Regions from separate parts of the Mus musculus genome. Here region 2 is linked to region 1. Evidence: chromatin loops called from intact Hi-C (ENCODE). Cell type or tissue: left cerebral cortex. All regions are shown on one strand. Each heading gives the region's core, and the rest is flanking DNA. Links, peaks and the distances in the headings are about the cores only.

Region 1 (10,357 bases), core at 555-8,554:
TTCATTTAACTGCCCAATTGAGACCTAAGTAAAATGAGCTAAATTTTAAGTGTGACACCCCCTAAAAGTCCCTTACCTTATATTCTATGATGTTAGCATTCCTGAACCCCAAATGTCACCCAAGAAAAATGTTATCATCTGAGAGATAAGCATTTTGAACTTTTGACGTGAGTAAATTGTTACAGTGACACAGCTGTCAGAAAGGCTCGGGCTTGGTGAAGGCTTTGCAGTTTGTCATACAGAATCTAGTTTTGCTGACCCCAAGCCTTTAGAAACTGACGAGAGAGGCTGAGTGGGCAGCTCACACCATCAATCCCAGCATTTGGAGTTCAAGGCCAGCCAGAGTTACGCAGGGAAGAGTTAGACTTTGTCTCAAAAGAGAGAAGAAAATGACAGGAGACTGAAAATGTAAGAGTGTGTGAGAGTGTGCTTGTGTGGGTGTGTGTACATGAGTGTGTGTTTGTCAGTGTCTGGTGTGTGAGTGTGTGTTTGTGAGTAGGTGCGTGTGGGCAAACACCATCTACCTTGTTTTTGGAGTCGGGGTCTCTCACGGGCGAGGGGGTTGCCCAGCAGGCTTACCTGTTTGGCCAGTGAGCCCCAGAACCCCTCCTGTCTCCGCTTCTCTACGGCTAGGATTTAAGTATGTACCTTCACACTCGGTCAGTTTTATTTTTTTCATTTTGGTTTTTCAAGACAAGTTTTCTCTGTATAGCCCTCGCTGTCCTGGAATTCACTCTTCTATAGACCAGGCTAGCCCCGAATTCAGAGATTCACCTGCCTCTGCCCTGAATTCTGGGATGACAGGCGTTCACCACCCCCACCTGGCTTTATTATTTTGATTCTGTAACCCGAGTTCTAGGACACCTAACTCAGGCCCTCAGGCTTTAAAGGTGCTTTACCAAAGGAGCTACACAGCCCTAACAGGACCTAAAGTTACCCTTTAAGAAGAACAAAACCTTCTTACAAGAGAATAACCCCCACCCCTTTTTTTTAAGAGACAGGATTTTTCTATGTAGCTCTGGCTGTCCCGGAACTCACTCTGTAGATCAGGCTGGCCTCGAACTCACAGAGATTTGCCTGCTGGGATTAAAAGCGTGCACCAGCACCAGGCTCAGGATGACCAACTTTATGTAACTTATGAAACACAGGGAAAAAAAAAGTTTTAGCTAAATAGTAGGCTATGCATAACTCATTCCTATAACTCTAACAGTGAATAATCGCTTCCTTCATTATTTTTCTTACATTTAATATTTCTGAATATTTATAGAACAAAAATGGGATCACTCATTTTGTAGAAAAATAGCTATGCTGCATGCTATTGATCTACAGTGTGTACTGTCCACTTTCGTCCCCTGGCAGACAGCCTGCCTGCAGTCTTCCTCCTCACAGGCAGGTGACAGCGCCCTCTGTCCACTTTCGTCCCCCGGCAGACAGCCTGCCTGCAGTCTTCCTCCTCATGGGCAGGCGACAGTGCCCTGTGGCTTTGGTTGTGCTCAGCTGCTGCTGTTACTTTACAATGCTGGAGGCTAACCCGGGGCTTTGGGGTCATACGTTCTATCAGTGGACTACAGCCCCACGATGCATTCATTAAGTTGAGCGTATATTGGGTGTCTTCATATGCAAGGCACCGTGGCAGGTACTTGGATACATGTATGACATCTACATTGCCTTGAGGTAATGAAGACGGCTGAGTCCGGTAATTCCTAATAAACTGATTCAAGGTCACAAACAGAAGGCACGAAAGTCAACTTTAGAGGAACAGGTTAAGGAGAGATGTTGTGGAAAAGGGGCTATTTGAGAAAAGTTAAGAGAAACATAGCTTATTCCCTCTCTGACTTACATACGCACTAGACCACATACAGACTGCAGAATCCAGAGCACCAAACTCAGCACTAGCATACAAAAGTGGAACTGCTAGCTTCTAGGAATGGAATGGCAGCGTCATATAGATAATATATATTGTCAAATTTGGAAGAACTATTTAAAACCAGTTCCACTTGAAGCCAAATGTGGTAATCCACCCCTATAATACCAAGACTTGGGAAATGAAGGCAAGTAGAGGCTACAGAGTGAGTTCCATGCCAGCCCGGGCCTCAGGAGACCCTGATTCAGAAAACAAAACGACTAAAGAATACTAGTTGAAGGCACTAGAGGAGAAAAGACACAGCTTGCAAGGTCTGCTTTTGAAATACAGGAACGGTGCCTCTGACTTGTAAGGCCCCCTTTTCCCAGGGGTTTTGTGCAGGAGGCAGAACACAGAGCATTACGGGCTTAATGAGAACACATGTTCAGACCTTACAGTAGCACAAGGTAACGGGGAGAAAGACTGCGAGGGGGAGGCTCACAGTGGCCACTACCTAATGAAAACTTAACAGTTACGAGACCCAGCAGAAGAATGTGATGTGTGCTGAGGGAAGAGAGCAGGGAGCAGAAACCACCTCTTCAGCCCTGAATTGAAGCAACTCCCTTAATGCGACTGTCATGTGCTCACTGGGCTTACAGGGAAATGAGCGTATAATAAGGTGTCGAGGAAGGCTAGCAATAACAGAAAGAACCAAACGAGGGGGAGGGGTGTGTGTGTGTGTGTGTGTTAAAAGAACACCAACAAAACAAAAAGCTCACTGGAGAGGATAAACGATGAGCAGAGCCAGAAGTGATATCATACTTCTACAACCCCAGCACTCTGGAAACTGAGGCAGAAGGATCTCAAATTCCAGGCCAGCCTGAGCTACACAGTAAGTTCAAGGCCAGTCTGAACACTGCAAGGCAAGGCTGAAAGCTACGCGTAGCACAGAAGAGAACCTGGTTCAATGCCAGAATACAGATAAGGCCTCCAGACGAAATGGGAAGAACGCTCTACTGGGGAGGTTTTGGTAGGCAGATCTGAGTGAACCGAGACTACAAGAATTTATAAAGACTGAGAGAGAGTTGAGGTGAAAGGAGGTGCAGACTTTACAGAGCAGAGGGGATGGGATAAAGGCAGCAAAGCCATAACTAACTAGAAAACGAATCCTGAACTTTGGTCTCCTGAGTTTTCTCAGTAGTAGCCTTCCTACCAACAGCTCTGTCTGGTTCTCCCTTCAACTGTTTCTCAAGTCTTCGGATAAGAGGTTCTCGGTGTGGTGCTTAAGTAAGCAGCATCAGTATCTAGGAATCCGAATTGTGGGGATGCATGCCAGAGCTCCTGAGTCAGAAAGTGGGGGGAGCGGGGCGGCAATCTGTTCTAACAAGCGCTTCGATTATTCTGATGCTCGTCCAAGTTTGTGGTACTACTGGCTAAGCGGAACGGGAGGGGACAAGTGCCTAACTCAGCTGCTCTGCAGGCAGCAGGGGCTGACGGCGGGTCCCGCGGGTCCGGCGGGTCCTGCGGGTCGGGCGAGGGCTTTCTCCTGCAGAGCACCTGCAGTCCGCCATCCGGGACGCCACACCCTCCACGTTACTCCAGCCACTCCCTCGCCCGGCCCGTTCGCGCCCCGCTTCGCCCTACCTCAGTGTCCGAAAGGACGTGATGGCGACACGGAGGCGAAGTGCCCAGGGAGACGGGAGCAGCTCCGGCACCGGCCGGGAGCCCGCCCAGCACAAGCAGGACGCCTCGCACCCACAGGCAGCCGCCCCAGCGGCCTCGCGGCCCTGGTCCCGGGCCGCCCGCTCCTCCAGACCCAGCGGCCGCCATCTTCGGGCCGGCGTCGTTACCATGGAGTGCGACGCCTCCTCGCCGCCGCCCGCCCTCGCCGCGGACAGGTGGCGGGCCGTAAGCCGCCTCGCCATTGGCCGGCATTACGCCGGGTCCGGCGGAGGACGAGGGCAGCGGCGACCGCGGCGACGCGCGGAGCTGGCCAATGAGCGCCGCGGGGCAGCCCACGTGAACTGAGCTGTGGGAACCCTGGGCTAGCGGGGATTAGTGCAAAGCGGTCGGGCGTGCGGAGCGGCGCATTCAGAAGCTGCTGCTGCCACTTCATTCCGTAGCAGCTAAGCGCTCGGCCCACAGCTGGTCCTGTGAACCAGACCCTTCAGTCCACTCCAGCACCATCACGTAACTACCAAAGCTATTTGGACAGCCAACTAGGGTTATGGTACATATGTGACAGCTTGTCTACCCACTACACAGGGAAAGTTAGAGAGCCCCGAGCTACAAGGTTGAAGTCTGCGCAAAGGTCACTTGCCATAGCATGTGTAAGTCATTCCTTATACCTTAAAGGAGTCTCAACCTTTCTCTGCTTACCGCAAATACTTAATTCCCAACATTGGCTCAACTTTGTAAACATAACTATTCAGCTTCCAAAGCCCATCCCGCCTCTTTTTTGTTGTTGTTACTGGGTTTCTCTGTGTATCCCTGGCTGTCCTGGAACTCACTCTTGTAGACCAGGTTGGTCTCGAACTCAGAAATTTGCCTGCCTCTGCCTCCCAATTGCTGGGATTAAAGGCGTGTCACCACTGCTGGGCTTCCTAACTACTTTAAAGATGGAATTCTAGAAATTGTTTAAAGCAGCACTTATTGTCCATTCAATTTCAGTTCTCAAAATTGCAAACCCCACCTCAGTTTATGGTGATTTGTCAAGATAGATCTGACACCCTCTTCTGTATCTAAAGACTACAGTGTACTTACATATAAATCTTTTAAAAAAAAAAAATCCCGCCGGGCGTGGCAGTGTACTTACATATAAATCTTTTAAAAAAAAAAATCCCGCCGGGCGTGGTGGCGCACGCCTTTAATCTCAGCACTCGGGAGGCTGAGGTAGGTGGATTTCTGAGTTCAAGGCCAGCCTGGTCTACAGAGTGAGTTCCAGGACAGCCAGGGCTATACAGAGAAACCCTGTCTCGAAGAAAAAAAAAAAAAAAATCCCAGCGGAGTACCTAAGACCCCTGTGCCGCTCCTTTCAGACACCTAACCTTTCCAGTGGTCACTGCTGACCACATAACTGACACACAAGTAGCTTTTGGGGAAAACAATTTAGATTATAATAAATCCAAGACTGACACCCCTAAAAAGTAGTTTCCAATATTAAGTACATAGGAATCTAGTGAGCTAACCTAGTTGCTCTTTATTACTCCTTTGGAGACCACTCACAACCCAGCAAGGAACACTTTTCCAAAAGTACAACTTGCAATGCCAACTTCGCTTTGAACTAACCAACCTTTCTGGGAACTGCCTTGTGCCCTCTGATGCAGTTTTCCCCGCAATAGTTGCAGTACCATCATCTTGGTGGAAAGGACTCAACCATTTTTTGGGGTGTGGGGGTACCTCACTATAGACCAGGCTGGCCTTTAACTCAAGAGATTTGACCACCACTGCCTGGCCATTTCTTTAATAGCTCAGGCTCTGTAGCACAGTCCAGTCTAAATTGGTTAATAAAAGAACTTGTTAGCAACCTAAATATGCCTTATTTCCAGGATATCCTCAAACCTTCATGTGTTTGAGAGCCCTGCATACTTTTGTAAATATGCTATTATCAACCCTGCAGGTACTGAAACCAGCCATTTTCAAGGGCAGTTTTCCAAGGTAGAAATAAAATGCACTAGTCTGACCTTTTCAGGACATACTACTTTCACTTGACCAATCCCAAATCAGTCCCCAACACCACCATGCCATCCTACCCCCGTTTATCCAGACAAGCACCATTCAAATTCTTCCCAAGTCCCTCCTGAGTTCTGGATTTGTATGGGGAACAAGCATGCACTATTACCATGGTGCCTCACCTCACGCCCACAGCATGGCAGTGGTCAGTGTCTCAGTGAGATCCACCTCAGGCCTATGATGACTTGATGCTTCTTTCACTAAAAATCTAGAATGGAAATCACGCTCCTATAGGTTACTCATATAACCCAGCTCTGCTCCAGCATTAATTAACAGAAAACTTTTCCTGAGACAGGCTCTCACTATACAGTCCTGGCTGGCCTGGATGTGAGCATCTGCACTGAAGGTATATGTCACCTCACCCAGGAAAACTTTTTGTCTAATACTATTACATAGAAGTTCCTTGCACTCCAAAACTGCTATACAACTCCAAACACCTTAACAAAGAGAAACTCAATTTAGGACAGATGTGAAAAAAAAATACAAGAGCACAAATCTACTTTTATTTATTTACTCTCCATTAGTTTAAATCCGGGATGGGTACAGCATCTGGGGAAAAAGAAACAGAAACATTAGGTGAATAATAAATATCACATTACCGTATTACTCATCCCAAAATGCACCTGGTGGCTTTATCCTGATAGTAAGGAGGCATTTGCACAGCATCTGACCTTATGTAATACTCATTTTGTACATGGTCATCTACAGTGACACGTACATTCTTGAGATGGAACGGTCTCTCTCTCACTGACTGCCCCACAGATTCTCCCATTTCCCAAGGGCTCAAATTACAGACATGATACTGCTGTGCCTGTCTTTATGTGGCTGCTGGGGGAAAAAAACCTCAGTTTTTCCAACTGAGCCACCTCCCAGCCTCAGGAACCAGCACTTTTCCCCCCTGGTACCCAAGACCAAGGGTCATGAATGCTAACTATAATCAGGACTCCGAACTGACCTATGAACCCTAGCCCCAAATCAAAGCAATCAAAACTAAACAAAAATACTCAAGTGAAATGGCTTAGTGGATACAGGCACTTGCCACCAAGCCTGACCACATGGAGTTTGATTCTTGCAAATGCCACAGCAGAATAGCTGACTCCTACAAATTGCCCTCTGACTTTCATACACTCTTGTGCCATGTATGCCCACATAAATGACAGCCCTAAAATGCAAGTTGTCGAGTGGGGTATGGTGGCGCCCAACATTCCCACCATTAGAGTACACTATAAATGGACCCAAGCGAAAGTATGACAAAAATCTCAACATAGCATGCCCCCGTGGGCCAAAGTCCTGAAACATGGTATGAGCATGCTTCCCATGTACAGGATAAAGTCACTGTCTAGTCTGGCAGGACTGAGATGGTAGACATAACAAACCATAACATGCCCCCCAAACAAGGCACGACATAAGATGAGCTAGGTAGCATTGGCCTGAAATCCCACCTACTTAGAAGGCTGAGGCAGGACTTAAGTTCAAGACCAGCCTTGACAACTTTGTGAGAACCTGCCATAGTCAAATATGAGCCTTGTGTACATAACAAGTTCCAGGACAACCGGGGGCACACCATAAGACTTTGGCACAAAGACACAAATAAATCCTGTCCAAAGTATTTCTCCTCCCAGGTTGCTTTAGTGATAATGAAACTTAAATGCTATTCATTTGCGGGCCACCCTCGCCTGCTTCACCCTGCCAGTTCTGTTTTTTTCCACTTAAGTCAGTCACCAATTCACAGAACTGGTTTATACTCTGGACTTTTACACTCACAAGTCTTGAGGTAGGTAGTAAGTATCAAAAGAGCCATTTATTTTGCTATTGGCACTCACCACACGGATTCTGTGTCCAATGGCCTTTGCAGGAAGGTTGCTTCGGAATTTGGCACGAACCATACCGCTGTTTCCGTGGGCCCGAGTTACCTTTCCCCAGATCACTCTGGTTTTGTTTGGTTTACCTCCAGGAGTCACTGTATTGCTGGTTTTTAAAGACATAAGCGGCATGAGCTCCAACACGGACATAAACATGACACTAACTCAGTTATTTCCTAGGGTCCAGGCTCCCACCTCTACTCTCCACACAGAACACCTTGAGAAATTGGGGGGAACAATATTCATTCAACAATTCATATACATAAAGCCTATTTCCAGGATAGTCAGAAGAATCTGTGTACTAAAACCATTAAGAGTAAATGTGGAAAGACACAGCAATGACACCTACTCAGGATAAAAGCTGAAAACGAGGACCTGAAAGCACAGGCTATCAGAGACTGAGAATGATGGCATGAAGCAAACGACTGAGGTCTCAACCAGGCTGAGCCTCAGCTACAGACCTCACTCAGGTCTGCCTCCTGAATGCTGGGACTAAGGGCATGCAGGACTCACACACATACGCATGCCCTGACAGTGCACACAAGGGCCAATTTCTGTATGGCCTTATGTTCAATTCCCAGTAGGAAAAGAGGGACCAGAGAACCAATATAGAACCCAGCTTAAAACAAGCACACAAGCGCGCGCGCGCGCGCGCGCGCGCGCACGCACACATACACACAAATATCCAGGTCCAGGGAATCTGGCACCCTCACAGCTATACAAACAAGCAAACACCAATGCACATAAAAAATTAACTAATTTTTCAACTAGTTTTTCCAAATGTAACCTCAATTGTTCTAAGTCAGGGTGCAATAGACTGTTTGTTCACAGAGCAGAGCAGAATCACCTAACTCAATATAGATGTGGGAGCAAATAAATTGTACAATAACAAGAACAATCTATTCTAGTAATTGTCATTTTTAGTAACTAAAACAAATCAAGATACATTGAAAAGTACTATATAAACCCTTTCAAAGGAAAATGAAAGGTACTAAGAGCTGTAATCTTTGTTTTTAACCATGTTAGGGACTTAACACAGGGAACTTCTACACTTGTACTACGAACCAATGGTGCCTATATAGTCCATACCACCGACAAAAAGATCCCTCTCTAATTTCCTCTAAGCTCTTCACGTGTCTAGGAAGACTCAACCACACCAATTTCTCACTAACACCCCTACCTTTTCAGTAGAAAAAACGAGATTAGTCAACCAAAAATTAAAAGGCATGGGAGCATACTTACTTTTTTGCCTTATACACATAAGCACATCTCTTGCCTAAGTAGAACTCCGTTTCATCTCGGGCATAAACGCCTTCAATTTTAAGAAGAGCCGTGTGCTCTCTTTGGTTCCGGAGACCTCGCTTGTAGCCAGCAAAAATGGCCTTGCACCACAGCCTAAGACAACGTTAAGAAAGACATGATGACTACCCCGTTACAACTTTTCATGTATCTTTTAGCAAGCCACCATGATTTGCTTTGTAGCAATTCCTACTCCAGCTATCTACAGCAGACCTCTCGTTCCCCTCCCGCATTACACTGAACTTTAGCTTCGCGTTTAATAGAACGAAACAGAAATGGAGAAAACGACTATTGTGAGATCGCGTACCTTCCAGACATACTTGCTGTTAGAAGTCCTGTTCCCAGCAGGCCTGAAAAACAAAACCGAGAGCTCAACCGAGAGTCATGCAGCACGCATCCCACCTGTCACTATTTCCCGGCGCGAGAGATGGCTTCAGTCGGCGTCCCAAGGATGGGGACCTCTTACCTACGCCCTGCCCCCTATAGAGGCAGAGCCTGGCAAAATACTCAGGGCTCCGACAACCAATGACAACGAACGACTCGGAATCGTGGGCAAAGGCCGGGTGGGAAGGCGACTCACCCGAGACTTAACTTCTCAAACCCCAAAAGGAACCCGGAGGCGAGCTCATGCCTCCATCAGTACAGAAAGCAGCTAACACAGGCGAGATCCGGCTCTGTGCGGGGAACCCAGCTCCCAGGGACCACCGCTCCCCGGGCCAGTAAGACCGGGGGAAATGCACCCATTCTCTCCTCCCGAGCCGGAGATCGACCGAGACCAGCGAGCTCTCCTCCCCCGGCCGGGGCCTCCACACCATCAGCCCGTCATCGCCTCCATCCCGCCCTCCATCCTCCTGGAATCCCCAGAAACCTCTGGCGGTCGGGTTCTCCGAGACGCCAGGTTGTCTCGGTGAGGGATGAAACTAAACGCACCCCAGCAATCGGGCCCCAAAGCTCAGCAGCAGGAACCCCCCTCACCTCCACAGGCGCCAAGATGGCGGAAAGAGGAAGGCAAGCCCCGCCGCGCGGCCTTGTGGGACGCACGCCCCGCCCCTCTCCGCGCTTAGGCCGCTCACACTGCGCCAGAAAGCAAAGGTCAGAGACAGAGAGAGAGGCTCGACTCAGCCAAGCCGCGCTCAAGAACTTTAAATTCTTTCCCTCCTGCCCTTTCGTCTTTGTAAGCGGCAACACGTATTATTTAGGAACAAGGAAAGGCAAAATCGTAGTCGACTAAGAAAGAATCAGGGGTCCTACTTAAAAAAAAAAAAGAGCTTGCGCGACGCGTTGCCATAGCTACCGATTAGTTTGGTTCCCGCCTCCAGCTGGGCTGGTAGAGAGGTAAGGAAAAGTTAAGTGTTTTCTCCTCTTCCTAGAATGGAGACTGGGATCCTACCATATAGGAGAGAAAAACCTGGAGCATGAAGGCAGGAGTTTCTCTTGATTTGTTCTTTTATTTTTTCCCATCTTTAATTTAACAAACAGGGTGTGGTAGCCGTTGCCCGTTAACCTCAGCATTTATTCCGGAGACTGAGGTAGGAGGATCACATCACAAATTCGAGGCTAGGCTAAGTTACATAGCAAGGCCCCATCTTAACAGCAACAAACATCCATGAGGCAAACCGCG
Region 2 (10,357 bases), core at 1,031-9,030, 94 kb before region 1:
GTTTGAATACTTGGCCCAGGGAGTGGCACTATTTGGAGGTGTGGCCTTGTTGGAACAGGTGTGTCTCTGTGGGCTTGAGCTTTAAGACCTTCATCCTAACTACCTGTAAGTCAGTCTTCTACTAGCAGCCTTCAGATAAAGATGTAGAACTCAGCTCCTCCTGCACCATGCCTGCCTAGATGCTGCCATATTGCTACCTTGATGATAATGGACTGAACCTTTGAACCTGTAAGCCAGCCCCAATTAAATGTCCTTATAAGAGTTGCCTTGAAACCGGGCGTGGTGGCGCATGCCTTTAATCCCAGCATTTGGGAGGCAGAGGCAGGCGGATTTCTGAGTTCAAGGCCAGCCTCGTCTACAGAGTGAGTTCCAGGACAGCCAGGGCTACACAGAAAAACCCTGTCTCGAAAAAACAAAAACAAAACCAACCAAACAAACAAACAAACAAAAGAGTTGCCTTGGTCATGGTGTCTCTTCACAGCAGTAAAATCCTAAGACAGGTGTCCATAATAAATTTGATGGCCTATAGCTTAGGCAGGAAATAGGAGGTGGAACATCCTGTAGGCAGAAAGGATTCTGGGAGAGTGTCAGGCATGGAAGATCACCCAAGACTGACGCATGGTACCTGAGCACAGGTAACCAGCCAGGTGGCAGAATGTAGATTAGAATAATTGGGTTATTTTATGATCTAGTCAGGGAAGGGCCTAGCTATATGGCCAAGGTATTTATAATATATGTTGAGTCTGAGTCTTATTCCTGGGATGGGCGGGGAGGAAGAACCACCTGAGTCAGCAGTTTCACTTCTATGCCTATGCATACAAGATCCTCCCTTCTCCCATTCAGACTCTGGAAAGTTCTCAATTGCTCTTTAATACCCAGTGGTAGCAGCCTCTGTGAGTCATGCTGGCTCTCCCTTGACTCCATTCTCTAGGCCTGTCTTCTAACTGTCCATGTTTATAAGACATTTTGTTTCTTTTTGTTGTGTCCCTTATTGTCCTACCTGTCACCACATCACTCCTGGTATGCTTGGTTCACCGACTAGATTGTGACGTCCAGGAAGATAATGACCTGCCATACACCAATGAAACAGTGTATGTTAAGGCAGGCTGAGGCTGGGTGAGCCCTGACCCCAGATAAGCTGAGGTGACCCCTCATCCCAGGGAACAGCCATGTCCTAGACACATTCCCATCCCTCCACCACACAGACTCCAGCACTTTGAGATCAATGCAGCCTGTAGGAGATGGTTTTCCATCCCGAGTCCTGCGCCCCTGCATCAGTGCTTGGCTGTGTGAATGATCAGGATCGTGTGTGTGTGTGTGTGTGTGTGTGTGTGTGTGGGCATGCATCCCGGAGGCTAACATCGAGCATGCATCCCCGAGGCTAACAGCGCAGTACAGTACGAGGCCTCGTTTCCTAAGCATTTGAGGAGAATCCTTTAATCCTCTTTTAGAGACTGTACATAGATACAGGGTTTTTTTAAAAAAAGAACATGGCTAAGTAAATTTTTGGAAAGTCTGGAAATTATGCGCTGTCTTAGACACGTGTACATTAGCATAGAAGCCTGGTGCTAAAGCTGTTGTTCATGCAGCACAAGGGAATACACTGGAGAGCACTCCTGGGCTGAACAGATGGTTTGAAGGCCAATGATAAGAGCGAAGTTTGCAACACCCCCCACCCCCCACCCCCAGACGCGGTACAAACGCGTGGCCTTCTGTCCAAACACTTCCCCTTCTAGAACCTTAGATTCCTCATTTCAGAGTTGAAAGAATCAAAAGCTCCCATCTAAGGACCCGGCGCACAGCTCAGACTTGAGTGTTCACGGCTCACGTGTGAGGCCCTGGGTTCTACCCTCCTCGCTGATTCTAAGCGGCACGATTGGATCGGTATTTCTTTTTTTTGCGGGGGGGGGGGGGGTTCGAGACAGGGTTTCTCTGTGTAGCCCTGGCTGTCCTGGAACTTACTCTGTAGACCGCTGGCCTTGAACTCAGAAATCTGCCTGCCTCTGCCTCCCAAGTGCTGGGATCAAAGGCGTGTGCCACCTCACCCGGCTGGCTCTGCATTTCTAATGTCTGCCTAATCCCCCTTTTCTGTCCAGCTGGAGCAGATGGTCGGTCCCGGCTTTGGCTCCTTTGCTGGGGCTTTTAGCTTTCAGAATTCCACGAGAAGTGCTTAATGTGGTCTCGCCGCCCGCCACCCCTCCCGCCCAGAGCCAGCTGGACAGAAGCTTGCTCTCCTGTTACACAGAGCTATGCCCTTCCAGTGGTTGGGCAGGAGGCTTCCTGGGCTATGTCAACCCCACAACCTTAGTCTGCTGAAGCTCGATGCTCTTCCCTCTCCTCATCTGCCAGGGGTGAACCCAGAACTCTAACCTCAGCCTTGGGAGGTAGAGCTTGGCAGGGAACTGAAGGCCTGGTGGCTGGAAGGGATGGCTCAGTGGTTAAGACCATGAAGTCCTCTCTCAGAGAACCCGGATTCAGTCCCCAGCACCTAGATGGTGGCTCAGAGCCATCTGTAACTCTAGTTCCAGGGGAGCTGATGCCATTTCTGGGCTCTGCAGGCAACAGGCACTCAAGTGGTGCACATATATTTATGCAAGCAAGCATTCATATGCATAAAATAAAAATAAATAAAACTCTCTCTTTTTTTAAAAAAATATTGTCATTGTTAGGGTTTTACTGCTGTGAAGAGACACCATGACCAAGGCAACTCTTATAAAAGACAACATTTAAATGGGACTGGCTTACAGGTTCAGAGGTTCAGTCCACTATCATCAAGGGGGAAGCATAGCAACATCCAGGCTGGCATGGTACAGGAGGAGCTGAGAGTTCTACATCTCCAAGTGAAGGCTGCTAGTGGAAGACTGGCTTCCAGGCAGTTAGAATGAGGGTCTTAAAGCCCACACCCACAGTGACACTCCTACTCCAACAAGGCCACACCTACTCCAACAGAGCTACACATTCCAATAGTGCCACTCCCGGGGCCAAGCATATACAGACCATAACAAGTACCATATCTCAAATTGTCCAAAGAAACATTGGGTTGTAAAGTAAAATTCTGAGTAAAGGAAACTGGTATGGTGGGGAAGGTTGCTATTATCGGCCAGGACCATGAAAGCCCCAGACACCCACACAGAGAAAAGCAAAGCCCGAAGTCCCAGGGTCCTGGGAGAAGATGCTCCAAGCTCCATTCCTTTAAAGTGTTGCTCTGGTCCGTGGTGGCGCATGCCTTTAATCCCAGCACTTGGGAGGCAGAGGCAGGCAGATTTCTGAGTTTGAGGCCAGCCTGGTCTACAGAGTGAGTTCCAGGACAGTCAGGGCTACACAGAGAAACCCTATCTCAAAAAAAAAAATGTGTAGCTGTGGTGCAGTGAGGTGCCTAATGACAAGAATTCAACCCTTGGGACCCACGTGGTGGATGGAGAGAGCCAACGCCTGAAAGTTGTCCTCTGACCTCTACACACAGGCTATTGCACGTGTGTTCACCCATGCATACACACACATGTGATAAATTAACATAATATAAAGAAAGCACCTCTGCCTCAAGTCAGATTTTCGGATCTGGAGTTCACGTGGATGGGTTGGCTGAGTGGCATTTCCCACTGATAGAGCCTGGGAAGGGGACCCCATGGCTCCACAGTGGCCGCTGCTTAGGACCCACGTGACAAGCAGGAGCTCTCTGCTTTCCTGACCTGAAATATTACAGAGAATCGTTGTGCTCCACGTCCTGCTCACGGCTTCACGGTACTGACAGACTGTGTGTAGACAGAGTGACATGAGGACACCACTGGCCCAAGGGATGGTTGAGGAGGCATGTAGTGAAGATATGAGGGAGAGGACCACCAGAGGTTTCTAAGTCCAGAACAGAGAAACTAGTAGACTAGATATGGCCAGTCAATCGAACAGGGTCACGAGAAAAGAGGGGTTGGGGAGGAAGTAAAAGAAGAGAGAGAGAGGCAAGAGAGACTGTACTGGCTGGTTGTGTGTCAACTTGACACAGCTGGAGTTATCACAGAGAAAGGAGCTTCAGTTGGGGAAATGCCTCCAAGAGATCCAACTGTAAGGCATTTCTCAATTAGTGATCAAGGGGAGATCCCCTTGTGGGTGGTGCCATCTCTGGGCTGGTAGTCTTGGTTCTATAAGAGAGCAGGCTGAGCAAGCCAGGGGAAGCAAGCCAGTAAAGAACATCCCTCCATGGCCTCTGCATCAGCTCCTGCTTCCTGACCTGCCTGAGTTCCAGTCCTGATTTCCTTTGGTGATGAACAGCAGTATGGAAGTGTAAGCTGAATAAACCCTTTCCTCTCCAACTTGCTTTTTGGTCATGATGTTTGTGCAGGAATAGAAACCCTGACTAAGACAGAAACCAAGAGAACCAAGAGCACAAAAGGACGCAAAACTGAAATGGCAGGGTTATGTGGGGATGTGAAGTTGGGGTAGGGAAACCCAAGAGCGAGGAGTTTAGGGAAGGGGGCGGGGTAAGAAGAGCTGAGAGAAGCCTGGATGCCAGCACGGACTCTGGAACAGGCACTCACAATGCAGTGAGAGCCTGGGGGCCAGCATGCTCTTCCATATGCCAATAGGCACCATTTGTCCTGGGCTTCATTCAGACCTAACAAAGATGTGTACAGAACAGCTGGCATAGGAGCCTTGCAGACAGTGGGATCTTTGTTTGTTTATGGTTTTGCTTCCCCCCCCACCCCACCCCACCCCACCAGACAGGGTTTCTCTGTGTAGCCCTGGCTGCCCAGGAACTCACTCTGTAGACCAGGCTGGCCTCAGACTTAGAGATCCACCTGCCTCTGCCTCTTGAGTGCTAGGGTTAAAGGTGTGTGCTAACCATACTCAGCTTCTTCTCTCCGCCCCCCCCCGCCCCCAATCAACAGGTAACTCAATCGCTGAGCACAACAACTAGCATCCTAGTTTGTAAGCCATTCTAAGTTAAATCCTCCGGTAGCAGATCCCTGAACGGATCTACCACCTGAACTGGGGGTCTCAGCTGCCTACATCTTGACCTCCACCTGTCCCCATCCAAAAGCCAATACTCATACTCAGCTCCTTGATAATGTATTTATTTTTTATGTATGGCTGTTTTGCCTACATATATGTCTGTGTACCACACGTGCTCTTTGTACCCAAAAAATCCAGCAGAGGGCATCAGATTCACTGGACCTGGAGTTAAATAGGGTTGTGAGCTACCTTTTCCGTGCTGGGTTTAGAACCAGATTCTCTGTAAGAACAGTGTTCTTAACTGTTGAGCCCCTATCTATTGATTTTTTTTTAAAGTAGGAGAATGTGTTTGTGTCTTCTCATACATTATTGAAAGTTCCCTAAACAGCGGCTGCAGACAGAGGGAGTCATACAAAAATAGATTGCATGGAGATAGCACCGGACGGAGAGGTTTACAGGCTATGGGTGGGTGTGTTTGGTTTTTCCTGCAGCTTCTTTTTTTTTTTTTTTTTTTTTTTCGAGACAGGGTTTCTCTGTATAGCCCTGGCTGTCCTGGAACTCACTCTGTAGACCAGGCTGGCTTCAAACTCAGAAATCCGCCTGTCTCTGCCTCCCAAGTGCTGGAATTAAAGGCGTGCGCCACCACGCCAGGCCTGCAGCTTCATCTTGTGCTGCTGTGCTTGTGAGACACGGCTGGCTGAAGTCTGGCTACCCTGCTCAGAAGTGACCTGACTAAAACAGGAGCAGCTTGGCCTGTCTGCCAGCTCCCTGCCTGCCCTAGGGAAAGGCCGCATCAGGATGCAGGGCTTAGAGGAATGGGCAGGTGCACGGACTCCAGAGGAGGTGTCCCTGTTAAGAGTCCCATCTGCCACTCCTCTGCCACAACAGGGCTCTTCCTTGGGTGAGCAGGGTGGGCAGCCTGGATGCTCTGCGGCCAGCCGGGAGACTCCTGAGAATCCCTGCAGACATGGGAAAGAATGATTCACACAAGGAGGAACCAGGAAACACCCAGAAGCAGGGATGTGACCCCTTCCCTCAGGTGCCCCCAGCCCAAGGCTGTGTCCATATAATTGCACCTGACCACTTCAGAAGGTGGTTGTGGCCTGCGATATGGCTCAGTGGTGATCTGAGCTCATCTCTAGGACCCACGTGGTAGAAGAGAACGGATACCTATGAGTTGTTCTGACTTACACGCAGTGCACACGGGCATGCAAACTCGAATGTGAACACATGATATAGTAAAATGAAGGAGGTGATGAAAGATGACCTGCATCCTCAGTAACAGACTCACAGGCACTCACTGCATAAATATTCGGATTATTAATTTGTTAGAGGGCATGCGTCTTGGTTCCAGAAAACAGGAAGCCCAGACAAAGGGATCTTTTGAGGCTCAGTTCTCACCTCAAGTTCCTTTCCTGACACCTCTCCACCGTGGACGAGGTGGGGACAGGAGGATCAGGAGTCCAAGGTCAGTTCCAGGCTAGTTCTCACTGCATGAGACTCAGCTTCAAAGCTTAGCTGCAGGAAGGGTCAGCAATTCAAATCAACAAAACCCCAAAAGCAGTCAACACAGCAAACACAGACAGGCAGTCAACACAGCAAACACAGACAGGCAGTCAACACAGCAAACACAGACAGGCAGTCAACACAGCAAACACAGACAGGCAGTCAACACAGCAAACACAGACAGGCAGTCAACACAGCAAACACAGACAGGCAGTCAACACAGCAAACACAGACAGGCAGTCAACACAGCAAACACAGACAGGCTTTCTGGCCTCTGTCCTATGAAAGGGCAGAGGGTACCCAGAAGCGTCCTTGTCAACAGCTTTTCTCCAGAGACAATTCCCCAGAAATCTTTTTTTTTTTTTTTTTTTAAATTGGCTGACATTCTCTGGCTGTCAACAAAATTCAGCTAAAATTGGCTGAAGGGAAAAGGGAGAGTCTTTAGAAGTCTCTGTAATGGTGTTATCTCATGGAACTCAAAGGCAGTCACATGACACAGCTGTTGGATGTACCTAGAACAGAACCACAGAGCCACCAGGTTGCTGCCCTGCTTGCCTGAGGGCTCTACTCCCCCCTTACCACCACCACTACCACTGTTGATGAATTTTCCTGAGAGTGATGGCTATGTTCTCAAGTAGTTCAAAGTTATGGCTGTCTAACCTACAATTCCCAATGCCCAGCTTTCCACCCCGTGCCAGTGAGCTCCTTGTGGGCAGGAAAACCTGAAACCAGTGTTCTGTGGCCACCAGAGGCCGTGCAAGCAAAGCATACTTGCTAAGATGGATCTACACAGGGTATCTATCTGTGCTGTCTAAGGAAGCAGAAGATGACCAAGTGTGATCTACCCAAGAGACATGAATCGTGACTGAGCAGGGACAAAACAGAACATCCTTGCTTCTGGGTGATACACACAGACAGAACGAGGGGCTTGAGGGGTAGGGTGGGCAGAGAGCACTCTGCAGTTGGGTACCTGGGGAATGAAGAACAGGATAGTGCCGTATAAAACAGCAAGAGAGGGGAGGGCAGCCCATTCTACCTCCCCAGGACAGAACCTCTAATTGCTCCTTCCTCTTGTTCATTCCAAAGTCCTATATTTCCCATCTGCATGCCTTACTAAACAGAAGTGGGTTTAGGCTTTGTTGTTTACTTATTTATTTAGTGTGTGTGTGTGTGTGTGTGTGTGTGTAGACAGAATAGGTGAATTCATGACCCGGTTCTCAGGGCATCAGGACTACATAGCAAGTGCTTTTACCTGCTGAGCCATCTCTCCAGCCCCCCACTAAGATGTGTTTTTTAAGTGGCTCTTCCCTCTGCGGCAAGAACAACAGGGTGGCACTCAACCTCTGTGACCCTGCCTCCATCTCCACAGCTCTCCTCTATGTGACCTTCCTGCATCCCTATTTAAAAAATGTTTGCCCCAAGGCAATGTTATATTTTTATTAAGGTGTTTCGTATTTACTTACTTACTTGCTGTGTATGTAAGACTGAGTGTGGGAGCTTGTGCTGGGTCCCAAGAACACTTGCAGGAGTCAGATCTTGACTTTCACCCTGTGTGTGAGGAACTCAGGACACCAGGCTTGCTGCATGCATTGTTACCCCCAAGCCACCTCAAGATCATGCTTTACTTGCTGAGCCTCTTGTGGGAGGGGTGCACATGTGTTCATGTGTGTACAAGCACCCACCATGTTTATCTACTGAGCCTTATCCCCAACCCTTTGAGCTCCTTATTAAAAAAAAAAACAAAAAAAAAACAGTGATTATATCAGACTCACTCAGATAATGGAGAAAAATATCATATCTGAAAAACCTTCACCCGAGTCGGGAATACAGCTCAATGGTTTATCTAATGCCGAACCCGTGTGAGACTTTGGGCGCCAGGCACCAAACAGGTTCACAGGTCCCAAGATTAGGGCATGGACGTCTTTTGTCATCATTATCCCTCTCATCTCCCAAGCTGTGTCTGCCAGCTTGGAGACCTCCTTGCCTGCCGCATCCCCAGCGCCAGCACAGAGTGCTGGTCCCACACGAAGCTCAAGGAACATTTGTGAAGTTGACGAGGGAGGAATAGTAAAACAGATCAACTGAAAAGCGTATCCTCTCAGCTTTCGCTTCTTGTTTTCACTCTGGGGTTGTTTTTTTGGTTGCTCTATCTTAAGATCTACAAGGACCAGAAGGACCTCCTCTCTTGTGCAATCTGTTCTCCCAACTGGCCCGGAATTTCAAAAGGAACACAGCCTATCATCTGAGGCTGGGAAGAACTCTAGGCTGCAAGGAAAAAAAAAAAATTAAATGCACCGTCTGTCTGCAACCTACAGTAGCAGCTTTCATAGTTGTTTAAAACAAAACAAAGAACCTTGCACTCTGTGCAGCTGCAGCACTGGCCATGGACCCAAAGGAAGGACCAAGAAGCCAGTGAGGTGTCTGCAGGGTCCTCCATGGCTGCTGGAGGTGGTGTCCCGATGGATGACAAGCTGATGGCTGGAGGTCACTATGGCTGCAGAGGGAGACCCTGTGTAGTAGGAATTTTGATTTCTTTAAAAACCCAGAAATCTTATAGGGATATATGTTTTTGTTTTAATCCTAGGTATCAGATGTGGGACTGCTTTATTTTTATTTTTATTTTTTTTTAATTTATTTATTATATGTAAGTACATTGTAGCTGTCTTCAGACACACCAGAAGAGGGAGTCAGATCTCATTACGGGTGGTTGTGAGCCACCATGTGGTTGCTGGGATTTGAACTCTGGACCTTCGGAAGAGCAGTCGGGTGCTCTAACCCACTGAGCCATCTCACCAGCCCCCGTGGGACTGCTTTAGATGGTCCACGGCTGTAGATTTTATGATCTGCCTCGTGCTCTAACAGGGGCTTTTTTTTTTTTTTTTTTCCATCTGCAAATAGTTTCTGCAAATGTAGGATATGACATTTGGAATTCTGGGAACTCTTGAGAAAGTATCAAAATGCTACAGCCCTGGGGGGCGCGGGGGGGGGGGGCGGGGTTCTTCCTCCTGCTGCTCCTTCTGCTTGTGGTTGCTGGTATCCCGACTACAGAGATCATACTTGCCCACAATCAGCAGGAAGTAGTCTAACAATATTGATGCCCTCTTTCCCCTCTAACATCTCTCTCTCCTACCTAGTGCTTGGGCGGGGGGCTGTTGCAAGGGATAAGGTAGCAAGGGAACCCATAAAGTCGCCATACCCTGACTTCATCCCACCCATTAGCAGCCAGTGGGAAGTGGCAATGCCTATGAAGATGACACCAGCTCTGTCACCAAGATCTGACTGTACAAGTCCAACCCTGCAGGGTCCAAACTGTAGGGCCAGCTGGTGCCCACTTCTGCCCACTGGGCCCAGGCACTGAGAGTGCTATAAAGTTGCTCCCCAGTGAGGTCTGGCCAGTGTATCTATCCACCGTTCCCATCACACAAGCATCTAATCCCAGAAACTGTTGGACAAGTGACTCTTACCCAGGATCCTTCAGCGTGGTGAACAGCAAGCTTACAGGGATGGCTCCCGTCATTAGTCTGTCCCAGTACGTCCCTGGACCCTGGGGTGCAGAGGCCTTTGCTATGATGGAAAGAAGCCACGGAGTCAAATGCTCTTATCCATCCTGTCTGTCTTCACAGTACAAGAACTCTCTCTCTATGCCGTGCCCCCTTCTCTATCTGTCAGATTTAACTAAGACTGAATTATTAAAATGCAGCTGGAAGACATATTACTTTGTATTAAGAATGAATAAATCAAGATGGGCGTGGTGGCACACGCCTTTAATCCCAGCAGAGGAGGCAGAGGCAGGCGGATTTCTGAGTTCGAGGCCAGCCTGGTCTACAGAATGAGTTCCAGGACAGCCAGGGCTATACAGAGAAACCCTGTCTCAAAAAAACCAAAAAAAAAATTAAAAAAAAAGAAC

Evidence for each region. Hi-C counts contacts between places; a loop is a spot of excess contacts. Peaks named below come from ENCODE experiments on the same cell type or tissue, not always from the same donor. Only the 100,000 strongest peaks of a DNase experiment are listed, where the experiment ranks them.
Region 2: a loop joins it to region 1, with 2.1 times the contacts of the local background. A loop is called at or near these places in 6 of 42 quality-filtered maps.

Annotation. Positions count from the first base shown.
Region 1 is chr16:33,055,865-33,066,221 of GRCm38, reverse strand. Rpl35a (ribosomal protein L35A) reads right to left here and starts at 9,769. Exons shown (of 5, transcript NM_001130485.1): 1 at 9,712-9,769; 2 at 9,044-9,086; 3 at 8,680-8,832; 4 at 7,399-7,543; 5 at 6,033-6,124. The coding sequence starts at 9,054. The coding sequence ends at 6,101. Lmln (leishmanolysin-like (metallopeptidase M8 family)) reads right to left here and starts at 3,701. Exons shown (of 17, transcript NM_172823.2): 1 at 3,488-3,701. The coding sequence starts at 3,673. It overlaps Iqcg (IQ motif containing G), which reads left to right and starts at 10,036. Exons shown (of 11, transcript NM_178378.3): 1 at 10,036-10,071. In left cerebral cortex, for the core only: no CTCF peak of the experiment used is centred there; DNase peaks (open chromatin) are centred at 3,208 and 3,820; H3K4me3 peaks cover 1,973 bases; H3K27ac peaks cover 718 bases.
Region 2 is chr16:33,149,985-33,160,341 of GRCm38, reverse strand. No RefSeq gene overlaps it. Among named protein-coding and RNA genes, the nearest start is that of Gm41447, 18 kb to the right of the region's middle. In left cerebral cortex, for the core only: a CTCF peak has its summit at 5,140 (motif pointing right); DNase peaks (open chromatin) are centred at 1,518, 2,086, 5,141 and 8,620; H3K27ac peaks cover 332 bases.